Regions from separate parts of the Homo sapiens genome. Here region 2 is linked to region 1. A link is an interaction called in ENCODE POLR2A ChIA-PET data of the cell type or tissue named here. Cell type or tissue: MCF 10A. All regions are shown on one strand.

What was found. ChIA-PET counts read pairs that join two places held together with the same protein. Peaks named below come from ENCODE experiments on the same cell type or tissue, not always from the same donor. Only the 100,000 strongest peaks of a DNase experiment are listed, where the experiment ranks them.
Region 2: POLR2A ChIA-PET joins it to region 1 with 5 read pairs; 1 of 35 experiments calls an interaction of 5 or more read pairs at or near these places.

The regions. Positions count from the first base shown.
Region 1 is chr10:114,572,537-114,580,536 of GRCh38, reverse strand. ABLIM1 (actin binding LIM protein 1) reads left to right here. Exons shown (of 23, transcript NM_002313.7): 3 at 4,938-5,121. Among named protein-coding and RNA genes, the nearest start is that of ABLIM1, 82 kb to the left of the region's middle. In MCF 10A, no CTCF peak of the experiment used is centred here; DNase peaks (open chromatin) are centred at 3,226, 4,286 and 4,566.
Region 2 is chr10:114,723,381-114,731,380 of GRCh38, reverse strand. It overlaps a transcript of ABLIM1 not described here. Among named protein-coding and RNA genes, the nearest start is that of ABLIM1, 69 kb to the right of the region's middle. In MCF 10A, no CTCF peak of the experiment used is centred here; DNase peaks (open chromatin) are centred at 4,240 and 6,880.

The sequences.
Region 1 (8,000 bases):
TCCAAGGAGAAATAAAGTTGGGTTGGCTGGGTGCCGTGGTTCATGCCTATATTCCCAACAGTTTGGGAGGCCAAGGCAGGAAGATCACTTGAGGCCGAGAGTTCAAGACCAGCCTGTGTAATATAGCAAGAAACCAGCCTGTGTATACAAAAAAATTAAAAATTAGCTGGGCCTGGTGGCACATGCCTATAGTCCTAAGCTACTTGGGAGGCTAGGGCAGGAGGTTTTCTTGCACCCAGGAGTTGAAGGCTGCAGTGAGTTATGATCATGCCACTGTACTCCATGCTGGGCAACAGAGCAAGACCTTGTCTAAAAAATATATATATATATAATATATAATATATAATATTAAAATAAAGGAGTGGGTTATAAAGGCATTCAAAAAGGAATGTCAGAATAAGATGGCTGGGCTAGATGTAAAACTGATTCATGGTTCAACACGATGATAAAACCAGACAGAAGTCATCTGCATCTCTACTGGACAAGAATAAAAAAGTTAACATTAACTTCTAAAGTCTGGGCCTTTCATCAATAGGAAAGGGCTTGTCCAACACCGATCTAGTCTCCCCGGATAATGAAATAATCCTTATGTGATCTGTGAAACAATGCCCCAGTATGACATTTAAAGAACATGCCTTCTTCCCTTTACCTTGTTTACAAGTTTTGGATAATTTTTCTTAACATTACTGTGATTAAAGGTGAACTTCTATTTATATGAGGAACCTAGAGGAGTTAAATTCATAGAGATAGAAAGTAGAATGGGGTTGCCCAGGGCTGGAGGAAGAGGGAATAGGGATTTTAATGGGTGCAGAGTTTCAGTTTTGCAAGATGAAAAGAGTTCTGTGGATGGATAGCAGTGATGGTTGCACAACAATGTGAATGTATCTAATGCCACTGACCTGTACACTTAAAAATGATTAAGATGGTAAATTTTTTGTTATATGCATTTTGTCACAATTAAAAATAAAATTACAAAATGGACTGACAAGTGGGTATATGAAGAAAAAATTAATAATTCTTTACCCTCCTGAGAGAACCAATTTAATGGTTCTGTTTATGTTAACTCACTTTACCTAGTTCATAAAAACATGACTTATCTAAAAATGGGATTTTTAAAATCGTTTACTCTGTGACATTTGTTCTTTTCACTGAACAATATATCACAGACAGATCAATGTCTGCAACGTAGAGGGCTGTCAATATCCACAATCCAGAGGGCTAAATTCATTCTTTTTAATACCAGCTCCATAGACTGGACATAGCATAATTTATTCAACTATTTTTCTACTAATGAAAGTTTAGATTGTTTCCTGTTGTTTTTCTTTTCCTGCCAATACAAATGTTGTTAAAAAAAATTGTTTTACTACAGCAGAGCCATGCTGAAGGCCAGGTTTTGAGTAGTGATAGCAAGAAGGCAGAGGAGGGAATGGATCAAAGAAACACCTCATTGGGCCAGGAGCAGTGTCTCACGTCTGTAATAACAGTACTTTGGGAGGCTGAGGTGGGCAGATCACCTGTGGTCAGGAGTTCAAGACCAGCCTGGCCAATGTGGTGAAACCCCATCTCTACTAAAAATACAAAAATTAGCCAGGCGTGGTGGCAGGGACCTGTAATCCCAGCTACTCGGGAGGCTGAGACAGGAGAATCGCTTGAACCCAGGAGGCAGAGGTTGCAGTGAGCTGAGATCATGCCACTGCACTCCAGCCTGGGCAACAAAGAGTGAAACTCCATCTCAAAAAAAAAAAAAAAAAGAAAAGAAAGAAAGAAAGAAAAAGAAACACCTCATTGGGGAAATGGGTTGGATTTGGGTCCAGTTGAAGATGTTGATGTTGGCTGGGCGTGGTGGCTGATACCTGTAATCCCAGCATTTTGGGAGGCCGAGTTGGGCAGATCACCTGAGGTTACGAGTTCAACACCAGCCTCACCAACATGGTGAAACCCCATCTCTACTAAAAATACAAAATTAGCCGGGTGTGGTGGCACATGCCTGTAATCCCAGCTACTTGGGAGGCTGAGGCAGGAGAATCGCTTGAACTGGAGAGGTGGAGGTTGTAGTGAGCCGAATTCATGCCATTGCACTCCACCCTGGACAGCAAGAGCGAAACTCCATCTCAAAAAAAAAAAAAACAACAGAAAATGTTGATGTTGATGTAAGAGTTGGAGAATGGATACAGCTACCATTTTGATGAGAAAGGGAATAGAAAAAGAACAGCAGAAGGTTTTATGGGGGATGGCAGAGCAACTGTGAGGAAAGGGTGTGTTTGGAAAATGCTGGGTTTGAGAGAGGCATGGCGGTCTGCCTGTGCCCAGCACACAGCTACAAATCAGGGTCTAAAGCTTGGGGAAGACATCACAGAGAGAGATCATTAATTTGATCATCCCTCGCATAAAGTTATAGTTGAGGTTGTGAGAGTGAATGAGATCTGTTCCCAGGGAGGCCTTACATCATAGAGGGAGGAGATGGCACCCATAGGAGTGACCTGCATTTAGGGGCCTGGCCACTGAGACTGAGAAGGAGTAGACAGAGGAGGAGAAACAGGAAAGTAAAGCCTGGGGAGGCAAGAGAGGGAAGAGTCTGAAATGATGTGACAGCTGGTCCATTTTCAGGAAATGTAATAATGTTAAGTATATTTTAGGTACTGGCATCATAGGCCCCCCTTCTCACTGCTTGTTGCATATGCCTTTAGGAACACCTGCCTCTGGGAGTCACATCAAACACTGGTTTCCTTGTATAAACCACCAGAAATAATGGTATGGTTTGTAAGCCACCTTGAGCACTACTTTAAGGAAAAAGCCAAATCAAATCATAATAAGGCACAGTTTGAATGTAGCTTGGCATCTCTCAGTAGTGTTAAGAATTCATTTTTTAAGGCTATGTTATGTTCACAGAAACTAGGACTTTATTAATAAAGGATACTATATGTCAATTTCACAAAACCATGTGATCTGGAAAAGGCTGCAGACAGGTGCCCTAAGAAAGCAGTAAATACAAATAATTTCTAAAACATTTAGAATTAGCTTTGAAACTATCTCAATCTATTTTTTGTGTATTGCCACCAGATTACCCTTTTGACACCACATCTTTGTATAACGACTCTGCATTTTTAAGCCATAGCTGACTGGAGGAGAGAATTTAGGGAATTACCAGTAGTCTGGATGCATTGTTGTGTCACTTCTCAGGGCTTTGAGAAATCCTAAGTTTGGAAAAATAACTGAGTCATCAGAACTTGATGTCACTGAGGAGTGAAATCAGTGGGAACCTGCCAAGTTTCAGGCAGGATTCAGTTTATTTCAAACATTGTGTTTCCTGTTTTATATTAGATACAATTAGGTTCCTGAAGAAGAATCAAAAGAAGACTCTCACCCCTCAAATACCTTGCCATCTTGTAGAAAAATAAGATCTGCACATAGACAGATATTGAAGAAAACACTCTAAGGTTCTGTGACCCGCTACCCCCAGACTGCCTATTGTTGCTGAAGGAATTTGCAATCAGAATGAGGCCAATCCACACGTGGGTTCCCCTGACCCACAGGACTCATCTGGGGAAGAAGAAGCAGGTGGGAGAACAGTGGGGGCAGAGGAGAGGTTGGCAGGTGAGAGGAGGCAGCAGGTGGTGAATGAGCTGTTTTCCAGATAATATGATCACAGGAGTATTTATAGGGTGGTCAGTTTCAGGCATGATGGACTCAGGCCATAATCTTGGGTTACTTAATTGTAAATTGCAAAGAAGAAGGTCATGGCTGTGGAGTGTTGATCTAAACAAAGACTGATGAATCCACAATGGAAAGTTTGTTTGTGGGTTTTGGATCACCTTGAACGTCTTCCGTAGCTTGTAGTTAGTGAAGAGTCCTGACTGAAGGTGGGGGAGTCGTGACTTTCATCAGAACCTTACTGAAGCCCTAGTTCATCTAGATGAATTAAGGAGTCATGGGAACTCAGCAGATGAACCCTGGGAGCATTCGAGCAGGTCCTTAGGAAAGCAATTTACTGATTGAACTCACCTTGTCCCCACCCCAACTGAATACCAAATAATCAAGAAGAATCCTGGATTCTTTGCCTAAGGAATTATAAATTGGAATCAGTTGACCTTGGGGATAGCAAGGTTAGGGTCAGAGATTTCCAGCTTTGGCTGTTGCTTCTCAGCCATTTGGCAGAGAGAGATCTTTACTGTCAGGGACTGCTTTAGGCTTTATTTGCAGACAAATTGTTGTGACCTACTCTGGTCTTGTCTGAACACGTAGACCAGGCCCAAGCTCCCACTGCCTGTTTGCACCATCTCCCTAATCCACAGCTGCACAGTCGGAAGGAGATGCCAAAATCCAGACACAATAAAGCATCCAAATAACAGGTCTTTCCTCTTTTGCCTGTTTGTTTTTTATCTCTCTATAATATATAAATAATTGGCTTATTCTATTTACTGCACAAAGAAAAAATGAAACATCTGAATTTTTCGTAGCAGTGGAAAGTAGTTCCAGAGTGTGAAAAAATACAGCTATCGGAAATTTCAGCTACTGCCTTTGGTATAATGGAAATTTATTACTCAACTCCTAACAATCTTGGCCCAAACCATGTGGTTGTGTGGGCAGGCAGTGGGCACCTTTCCTAAATAGCACACTGCCAGGGACACCTTTGCTCATATTTGAGACAGCCTGAATGAAGGGTATCTTTCTATCAAAGACTGTTTGATTATCTCAGAATTTTAGACATATCACAAAAGCTGTTGAGACCTAGCCAGTGGATTTTACTTGTATGAGATATTGCATAGCTCCCAAAGGGAGGGTCAGAGCCCAATAATAAATAGCTCTTTGTAGCCATCCCCTCCCTAGCCCCAAACCATTGAGATCACAGGGTGAGCAACCAGTCAGTATTCACTCAAAGGCAGTGCTGCCCGGCAGTGTGGCAGATAATGACCAGATGTGAACTTGTCTCTCTACAGTGTGTGGCTGTGACCTGGCACAAGGGGGCTTCTTCATAAAGAACGGAGAGTATCTCTGCACCCTGGACTACCAGCGGATGTACGGGACACGCTGCCATGGCTGTGGGGAGTTCGTGGAGGGCGAAGTGGTGACTGCTCTGGGCAAGACCTACCATCCCAATTGCTTTGCTTGTACTATCTGCAAGTAAGTGAGCCTATCTTTCCAAAGCCTACACCTTCCTCCAACAGAGAAATGCTGGTTTGGGCTGTTAAAGGTTGGATTATACACCTTTTGTCTTGAGTAGCACATACTCTTATCCTTAGATTTCTTTCTTACTGTACTATCAGTCCTAGTAAAAAAAGTAGATTAGTTGGAAACTGTATGTGTGATGTCCTCTACAAAGTAATATGACTGATTTTTAGTAGATTGAAACTAATTCTGAAAGCAGCTCTGGGTCTCAAAACATTTTGGAGCAATAAAAACATCAGGGGGAAATGGCATAACTGCTTAGAAGGATAAAGCTTATTTGGAAGTATAAATTCCTAGGCATGTGTGTGTGTTTAAAATGGTCTCTTTCATCTATAATAGGCGGTGGCAAACTGTGTCCCATGGGCTGAATTAGGCCTGATACCTGTTTTTGTGGATAAAGTTCTATTGGAACACAGCCACTCCCACTTGTGTGTGGCCTATAGCTGCTTCCACGCTGCAACAACAGAGTTGAGTCATTGCGACAGAGACCATATGGTCCGCAAAGTCTTAAAAAATTTACAATCTCATCTTTGGGGGGAAATATTTGCCAACCCTGTTCTCTATGTATCTGTCATCTACCAAGGTTGTATCTTAACTGTGCAAACCAGCTTGATTAAAATGATCAGTCAGGCTGGGCGTGGTGGCTCACCCTTATAATCCCAGCACTTTGGGAGGCCGAGGCAGGTACATCACCTGAGCTCAAGAGTTTGAGACCAGCCTGGCCAACATGGTGAAACCCTGTCTCTACTAAAAATACAAAAAAATTAGCCAGGCGAGGTGGCAGGTGCCTGTAATCTCAGCTGCTTGGGAGGCTGAGGCAGGAGAATGGCTTGAACCCGGGAGGCGGAGGTTGCAGTGAGCCGAGATCGTGCCACTGCACTCCAATCTGGGTGACACAGCAAGACTCCATCTCAAAAAAAATAAAATAAAATAAATAATAAAATGATCAGTCAGAGAACAAGAAAACTATGTGAAGTGTGAGTGGGAAAATGTGGGGCTTTTTGTGGTTTTTGTGTTTTGAGGTCTGCATGTTATAAAACTTAAGATAGGTTTGATTCCTGTAACTAGGAGACTCACCACCAAGGGTCAGCTGCTTTATTGATCAATTCTAATTTGGCAATTTTGCAATCCAGTGCCTTTTCAAGTGGAGATCTATTTGCTATGCCTTTCTAAAAACCCCAATTCAGAGGAGACGTGTTGTCTGTTTTTCAGCATTGTATGTTTCTAAGCCAGAGAGATGTAAGCTCTAGAAGGGAAGATTCAATATTGTGTAATTAATTAACAAGATAATACTGATAAATCATAATAAGACACAAAATATTCATAATAAAATTATTTAAATAACTTTATAGCTATGTATTAGCTCATTTCTCTATTTCATTTTTTTAAATCATAATTTAATAATTCTGGATGAATGAACTGAATATTTTTCTGTATTTAATCAAAAGCAAAGTTCTGCCCTGATTTTTCCCTTTTCAGGCTGTGGCACACAGCCTGGTTAAGAGTCCTGGGCTGGCATGGAGCCCCAAGTCCCAGTCTTACTTCCCAGGTTGAATTGAGACCTATGTGATTTAGCTTTTTCCAGACAATTGCCTCCACCTTAGAATGAGAAGCTGTGAACTAGATGCGAGTCATTTTTCAAGCCTCGCTCATCACTGGAATCTCCTGGATGGGTGGGAGTGGACTAGAGATGGGAGTCTCTCCACAAAGATCAATTTCTAGCCTATTTTCCCCCAAAACCTGCATGCTAATTTAGTAGTTTCTGGAGGGTTCTCATGTATGTTGTCAGTCAGCCAGGTTGGAAGGCCGTGTTCCCAGTAAACTCTAAGAGCCCTTCTGATCCTGACCCTGAGAGGTCATTGCTTTGAAGTTGGTATAATGATAAAAAACGATTTATTAACTATGGCCCTGTCCCTGGACATTTGAGCCAGCAAAGGAGCACTTACTGCTACTGCCTCTACTGCTGCCGAATGACGATAATTCTGTCTGAATTGGGGCCTCCTTTTTAGTTGAGAAGTTATATTCATACAGAAGTTAATTTCACCCTCTTAGCAATTCTTTGAAGGGAACCAGGAGTTAATATCTCTATTTATGAGTGACTTTGAGGCTCACGGTTTAAGGGACATTCCCAAGTTAACGTTAGAACTCAGGTTTTCTAACTCTAAATCCAGGTCTCTTTCTATTATAAACATTCATGCAAATAAAAGAAGGAAGTTATCCAGTATGGGCAGAGGATATAGGGAGGGAGGAAATTACTGAAAAGGGCCATTTACAAAACAACAAAACCCACCCTTCAGAAGGCCCAGCCCAAGTTGAGAACTGGATTCTGGCTTGTCCCATAGAGGATTCGTGTGGGACTTGGGTCTAAAATAATAAGCTTGGATGGGAAGGAAGGCTTGGGCTTGGGTGGGGTAAGCGAGGTGCCTCTGGGCATGCAACAGGTAAAGGGCACTTATTCTCAGGGTCCTGCAAGTGCAGGGTCAGCCACGGAGCACGAGTGCCTCTTTAAACGCTGTGTCTGGGTCCACTCCTGGCCTGGTCGGAGGCAAAAGAACCTGTGCGTGTTGTGTTGAATGGATCCTTAACTTCCTGACTCCCTCCTTACAGAACAGATTTAAGACTTGTTCAGGTTTAGCTAATGAGTGTGAAGCAGTAGGGCTACTGGCATCCAGCAGAGGGTGATTTTTGATTCTTAAAAATAAAACAAGTTCTAAGTTGGTGGATGCCATCTGCACCTGCCTATGGCTTGATCTCCCTAGCTGGTCAGTCCAGGCATGTCACTTCACCTCTCTGAGCCTTCACTGTACTGCCGAAAGTGACACAGCATCACAAGT
Region 2 (8,000 bases), 150 kb before region 1:
CACCTGAGGTCAGGAGTTCAAGACTAGCCTGGGCAACATGGTGAAACCCTGTTTCTACTAAAAATAAAAAAAATTATCTGGGTGTGGTGGCAGGCACCTGTAATCTCAGCTACTCGCAAGGCTGAGCCAGGAGAATTGCTTGAACCCGGGAGGCGGAGGTTGCAGTGAGCCAAGATCATGCCACTGCACTCCAGCCTGGGCGACAGAGTGAGACTCCAGCTCAAACAAACAAACAATCTATGCAAAAACTTGTACACAAATGTGTACAGCCCATTATTCATAATAGCCAAAATTGCAAACAACTCAAATATACATCAACTGGTGAATAGATAAACAAAATGTGGTGTATCCGTACAATGGTATATTATTCAACAGTGAAAAGGAATTAAGTAGAGCTCATGCATGCTATAATATGGATGGACCTTGAAAACACACTAAGTGAAAGAGACCAGCACCAAAGATCAGATATTGTGTGATTCTATTTACATGAAATATCCAGAATAGGTAAATGTCTAGGGACAAAAAGTAGACTAGTGGTTGCCATGGCCTGGAGGAGGGGGAATGAGGAGTGACTGCAAATGGACACAAGGTTTTATTTTGGTGTGATGAAATATTACAGAATTAGGTAGTAGTGATGGTTGCACAACTGCTTGAATATACCAAAAACCACTAAATTGTACACTTTAAAAGGGTGAGTTGATATGTACGTTGTATCTCAAAAACAAAGTCGATGAGAAAGTTGAAAAAATCATATAGATATTTAATTGATTTATGAATAAAACCAGTATTATTCTTTAAAGATCCATATACTTGCCATTGGTTGGCTATGAACTTAGCTCTAATTTGTGTAATTTAGGGATCAGTTACATAATCCATCAATAGTTTCATTAAGTCCAGTGGCTCCAGATTTCTCTTGGTGACTGATCATAGTGCTTACTCAGCCCTTCTCTACGTGGAATTCTTTTTTTTTTTTTTTTTTTTTTGAGATGGAGTTTCACACTGTTGACCAGACTGGAGTGCAGTGGCACGATCTCGGCTCACTGCAACCTCTGCTTCTTAGGTTCAAGCGATTCTTCTGCCTCAGCCTCCTGAGTAGCTGGGATTATAGGCGTGCATCGCCACACCTGGCTAATTTTTGTATTTTTAGTAGAGATGGGGTTTCACCATGTTTCCCAGGCTGGTCTGGAACTCCTGACCTCAAGGGATCCACCTGCTTTGGCCTCCCAAAGTGCAGGGATCACAGGCGTGAGCCACCACACCCAGCTCCTAAGTAGAATTCTGTACTTCATTATAGGAAACAGCATTCCAGCTACTTATATTCTACATTTTCCTTTTACGGAATAAATTCTTTGTGTTCACATTATTTCAGAAAAGAAATACAACCGTTTGTATGAAAAGTAAAGGAGTTTTTGGATGAAGAATAGAAAGCCACTGAATTAGGTTGACTTATTTGAATGAAATGAAAGTTAACTGACATAATAATGCCCCTGTTCTCAAAACGTTTGTATTCTAGTGAAGTGGCTTAAAGAGTGAGAAAACTGTTGTTTTTTCATTGGCTTATTTTTTACCCAGTAATTGTACTGGCCAAGCTGAATAACATGGCTTTTTATTAGCAGAGCAGTAGACCACAGGCAAAACCATTAGAAAGGAGTTTTGCCTAGCAAACTTCAGTACCATCAGAATATTGCCTTTTCCCTATTTCTCAAAATATGGTTGTATGGTCTCATTTTCTCAGTCGTGGGTTTCAGAAACACCTTGGATTTGTGTCCAGATTCCATTCCTTACCCAAGCCACACAGTTTCCTATGTCCTGTGTCCTTAGGGCAGTCATGGTCATTCACAATCAAAGAACTTAAACACTCATTCAGTAGCTTCTGTTTCAATTTGGGAATTGGACTGTGCAAATTACTTCCAGATTTGGCCCTTGGGGTATTTTTATACTAGAGATAATTAGCTCTGGTCATGAGAGACCAGAAGCCCTTAATCTTTTTAAAATAGAGTCCTCATTTCCCTGGAGCCTTAGAGTTTGATGGTGTGGTCAGCGTGAGAACAGGGTGGTGCTGCCAGGCTGAGTGGAAGGGCCAGCATGTTTTGGAGCTCAGGGTGTATCCATGCATTTAAGCCTCTGGATGTGGAGCGTCATGGTGGAGAACATTGGCTTTGGAGTCCTTCTGGGTCATATCTTAGTTCTGCTACTTGCTCACTGTGAGACCTTGGTCAAGTACTTTCCCTAGGCCTCACTTTCCTCATGAGAGCATGAGGATGAAATTAGGATTAAAAGAGCTAAAGCATGTAAGATGCTTAGCACAGGCCTGTAACTTGGCTACGCAGAGTAAATGTTACTGTTGCAGTACCTAGAAAGGTGCCTGCTTATGCTCAGTATATTTGAATGAATGAATGAATGCATGGATGGACTCCTTAACTGCATATTGGAAAACATTACTTCATGAGCACTTTAAAATAAAAAGTGTTTGGAACATACAGAAAAGAACAGAAAAAGCATGATATGCACCCTGCTATATAGAATGTTACAGTTTTGCCATACTTCAGATTGTTTTAAGAAATAAAATGTTACAAATACAGCTGAATTCTCCTACAGGCCCCTCCCAGATCACTTAAATCTCCTCTGCCCAGAGGTAATTGAATTTGGTGTTCTCACTATCATGCTTTTAGAGTATTCTCACATATATATGTAGACGAACAATACACATCACAGCTTTGCACATTTTTACCCTTAATATAAAAGCATCCACAGCTTGCTTTTTGTTTTTTCTATTTTTTTTTTTTTTGGCTCTCCATTTTGTCTTTCAGATTAATTCATGTTGGTACATGTTGCTATAGCTCACTCTTTTTTTTTTTTTTTTTACTGCCTTATCGTATTTTATGACTATGTCATTATTTACCCATTCTTAATGTTGATGGATATTTAGATACTCCCTCCCTTCAATGTCTTGCCATTACAATAATGATGCAATGAACATGCTTACATGTGTCTTCCTGATGCAGCGTGCATAAACAGAGAGGAACTATTGGGGTTTCGGATTTGTGCACCTTTGCTTTATTAGATATTAAAATTTTCCTCTTCAGAGTGCCTGTGTGGGTTTATATTACCAGCAGTATAAAAGCGTTCCCGTTTCTCCACAAATTTGTCAACACTTGCCATTGTCAAGTTTGAGTATGCAAAATCTTACTTTAGTTTTAATTTTCCTTTTCCTGATTACTAATGAGTCTGAATAACACATTTTCATATGATTACAGTCATTTGCTTTTCCTCAGTTGTGAACCGACTATTAGTATCTTTATCCATTTTCCAATAGATTACTCTGTCTTTTTAAAATTGACTTGTAGGTGTTGTTTGTAAATTCTGGATGTTCATTCTTTGTTGTATATTTTACACATCTCCCAGTTTGTTTTTATGGTGGCTGTTTTTGAACAGAAATTTTATTTATTTATTTTTGAGAAAAGGTCTTGCTCTGTTGCCCAGGCTGGAGTGCAATGTGGCATGATCATGGCTCACTGTAGCCTTGACTTCCCGGGTAGCTAGGAATACAGGCATGAGCCACCATGCCTGGCTAACTTTTGTATTTTTTGTAGAGATGGGGCTTCTCCATGTTGCCCAGGCTGGTCTCAAACCCCTGGGCTCAAGTGATCTGCCCACCTTGGCCTCCCAAAGTGCTGGATTACAGGCGTGGGCCATCACATCCAGCCAGAAATTTTAAATTTTAATATAGCCAATTTTATTAAATATTTTCTTTATGATTTGAGTTTTTTGACCCGTTTAAGAAATTCTTTCTTGCTATGAATTCATTAAAGCTATTCTGTATTCTCTTCTAAAAGTTTCAGTTTGACTTTTCCTATTATGATTTTTAATGCATTTGGAATTTATTTGTTTGTATATTGTAAAGTGGTTATCCAGCCTTTTTTCTATGACATGGGCAATCCATTGATAAGAGACCACTTTAACATTGGGAAAATTCTCAATTCTTGGATGACTGAGAAATACTTTTTTGCATTTGTTTCACATCTTCCTAGATATCGCATTATACTCTTTTGATATTGTATCAAGACACAAACAGAAAGTTTTGAATTGTCACTTGAAATTTTATCTTGTTAACTATTAAGAATAGTTCCTAAGGTGAAACTATTCTTTCTGGGTGAAGGCTTTTTAAGCATTTGTTTGTTTTGGCAGGTGACACCATACATTTATCTTGGTATGCCAGCAGACTCACTTCAGAAAAGGTGGCAGGGAGATTAAATGAGCCTGTTGATTTGTTTATACTTTGGTGCATGTCAATTTCCAAAGGAAGGTAAAGGTTTTGATGACGACATTTTGAGATTCTGTAGAATTCTTTGGCTTGCTTTATTGCTATTCTTTGCATGGGTTCACACTGAACATTGTTTCTGCAAGGTAGACCAAGTTGAATTGCTCTAACTCACTGATATGGTTTAAATGTATGTCCCTACCCAAATGTCAGGTTGAAATGTAGCCCCCATTGTTGGAGGTGGGGCCTGGTGGGAGGTGACTGGATCATGGGGGCGGATTTCTCATGAATGCTTTAGCGCCATCCCCTGGGTGCTGTTCTTTTTTTGTGTGTTTTTTTGAGACGGAGTCTCACTCTACTGACCAGGCTGGAGTGCAGTGGTGCTATCTCCACTCCCTGCAACCTCTGTCTCCCAGTTCAAGGGATTCTCCTGCCTCAGCCTCCCGAATAGCTGGAATTACAGTTGCCCGCCACCACGCTCAGCTAATTTTTTGTATTTTTAGTGGAGACGGGGTTTCACCATGTTGGTCAGGCTGGTCTGGGACTCCTGACCTCAGGTGATCCACTGGGTGCTGTTCTTGTGATAGTGGTGAGTGAACTATTGTGATCTCTGGTTGTTTAAAATCTCCCCCCAGTCTCCCTTTCTCCTGCTTTTGCCATGTGATGTGCCTGTTCCTTCCCCCTTTGCCTTATACCATGATTGGAAGCTTCCTGAAGTGTCCCCAGAAGCAGATGCCGCTATGCTTCCTGTATAGCCTGTAGAACCGTGGGCCAACTAATATTTTTTCTTTATCAATTACCCAGTCTCGAATGTTTCTTTGTAGCAATGCAAGAATAGCCTAACAAACTCACAAAACCTTTTTGCCTACTGGCAAAATTGAACATTTTGGTGAAAATTACTTTCTACTTACTCAGGTTCATTTTGTAACAACAACAACAAATTTCTAAACCTATTCCCTAAAACTTTTTACAAGTCACACACTCATATCTTTTGGAGGTATTAAAAATAATTATTAGTTTCTTAAAAATATGGAAACGCTTTTAAAAATTATTTTGAACTCAAGTCACACAAGGCCAGGCATGGTGGCTCATGCCTGTAATCCCACCACTTTCAAAGGCAAAAGCGGGAAGATCACTTGAGCCCAGGGGTTCAAGACCAGCCCAGGCCAAATAGCGAGACCCCATCTCTACAAAAAACAGAAAACAATTAGCTGTGCATGGTGGTGTGCACCTGTAGTTCCAGCTGCTCTGAGAGGCTGAGGTAGGAGAATCGCTTGAGTCTGAGAGGTTGAGGCTACGGTGAGCTGTGATTGCACCACTGAGCCCTGCCTGGATGACAGAGCAAGTACACACACACACACACACACACACACACACACACACATTTTATATATATCATATGTAAATATATATATTATATATAGTGAACGGTAGAAACCGCAATTAGTTTTGCACCAACCTGATACCTACATAGCTCCCATCTGAATGGTTCTTGCAGAGACTTCCTCCTTTCCTAACTCCCAGTGCATCTCCTCAAAAACAGTTTCTTCATGTTCTTGTGTTCTTCCAGAAGAAATACACTTCATTTCCCAAAAGCGACCATACTCTACGCACCATTTTGTGCTTTGTTTTTTAAATTTGATAATCTCCCTTGGGGTTTTGTCACATTGGCACATACAGGTATGCTGGCTCCTTGTTCATAAATATGAATTTATTGTATAGATGGTCTACATTTTATAAAACCCAGCTCCACATTTCCTGCTAATGGATATTTCAGTGTTTCTAGGATTTTGTCTTTGTCTCTGTTGCTTGTTTGGTTTTGGTGTTTACAAATTGTGCTGTAGGAAACATCCTTGTACATACATCTTTGGCCTGTTTTTGCTGGTATATCCACCAGGTAAATTGCTAGTTGTGGAATTTGTTAGTTCACAAATTATGGGCTCTTTAAATTCGGAGGGATATTGATCAATTTTAAAATTGGAGGTTTTAAAAATACACTCTTAAATGCTAGTTTTGGAGTGAGGGCCCGATGCTTGTTGAGGAAGATTTCCTTTCCCTTTGTAAACATGGTATTAAATTATTTTGTGTGGCTGGGGATGGAGGGAGAAAAGAGAAAAGAGAAACATCATTTTACTTGTTTAAATTAATTCTTTTAATTGAATGTACTGCACGTGGCTGTAAGAGAATAAGCAGGCCTATTTACTGCCTGAAGCAAGGCAGACATTGGGCATCTGGTGGCTCTGCCTGGTGTGGTCAAGGAGCACCCTGCAGCCAACTCACCTGTTTCCCCTGGGTGGGGAAACTACATAAGCTGTCCCCTGGCCTCATAGCCTTCTTTGAGTCTCTCCTTAGGGCCGGACAGTCCAGGTGAGGGCCTGGCCCTTGGAAAGTCTTTGTGAAAGGTGCCTGCTGTTCTCGTGAGAGGAAGGCAGGACTTCTCAGAGCTCTCCTGGCCTTTATTAGGGTGGGACCATCTTCACCTTGGAAGGCCTTGAAAGAATTAATTACAAAATAAATACCTTTCAGTAGAGCCTCTAGGGAATGATGGGAAGGAGATGGGATGAGGGAGAGAGCAGGTTGGGCAAGACAGGGTGACTCTCAGGGCAGGCCTTGTGCAAGGGAATGTCCATTGCCAAAGACAACTTTGCCTGTTTCATGGCCTGAGGCAGAAACAGGAGAGGCCGAGTTTACCTAATTTCAGGAATTCCTTACTTCCATAAAGGTGGTAATGACAGTGAGGATAGCTCTCATTTGAGAGCCTTTGTAGTCTTGCTCATACTTTCATCTATATTCTCTCTTGATCCTCGCAGTGGCCACATTTCACAGATGGAGAAACTGAGGCCCCCCAAAATTAAGCAACTTACTCAAGGACCAACACCTAGTAAGTGGCAGAACTGAGGACCCCTGTGAGTCTCTTGTTACAGGCTTTTTCTGTTGCACAATAATAATGAATGTGCAATGTAAATATCATCAATCACTTTCCAGATACAAAATGAGGAAGCTTCTTTTTAATAAAGCAACCAAAATTTTGGAGTAGAGGCAATCACAATTGTTAAAAGGGTTTTCATAAATAAATAAAATCATGACTCTCCTGCAGATATCAAAATGAATATAGGTCAAAGATTTTATTTTACTCCACCAATGAAGGAACCACGCAGATGTTATAACCAGTTCAGAAGAGAATTGAAAAACATACATTTCTAGATCACAATATTGAAATGAATATGTAAATGGAGGCAAACTGATTTTTCCACAGGGTAGGAGGAAAGATAATTGAATCTCTACCAGGCAAGACAAAGATTGCATATTTATCAGTTAGTTACCTACAATATAAAGAGGTACAAAAGAGCTCACAGACAATGAACAGGGCTAGAATCAGATAACCCTCAAGTGTGTGCTGTGTAGACAAAGCATACTTTTCCACTGAAACACAAATTATTTCTACTCAATTTATGTAGGCATGTCAGGCGGGCTGCAAAAGCAGTGAAAGCTGCCTGCATGTTAGGTGGTGGAGAGGAGGAGGATGGGCAAGAGTCAGCCAATAATAGGTTGGTGACATTTTGCAAGGTTTTGTCAAGTTCAAGGTGCATTCTGCCCTTTCCCCTCAGCCCTTTTATGCTGGCCTGGCTCAGTGCCTCCAGTATAATCCCACCTAAATTTGTCCTCCAAGGTAGTAGCCCATGCTTTTATTTATTCCCTTTTCAGCCATTAAAATCTCCCTGCCCCTTTATTCCATTTC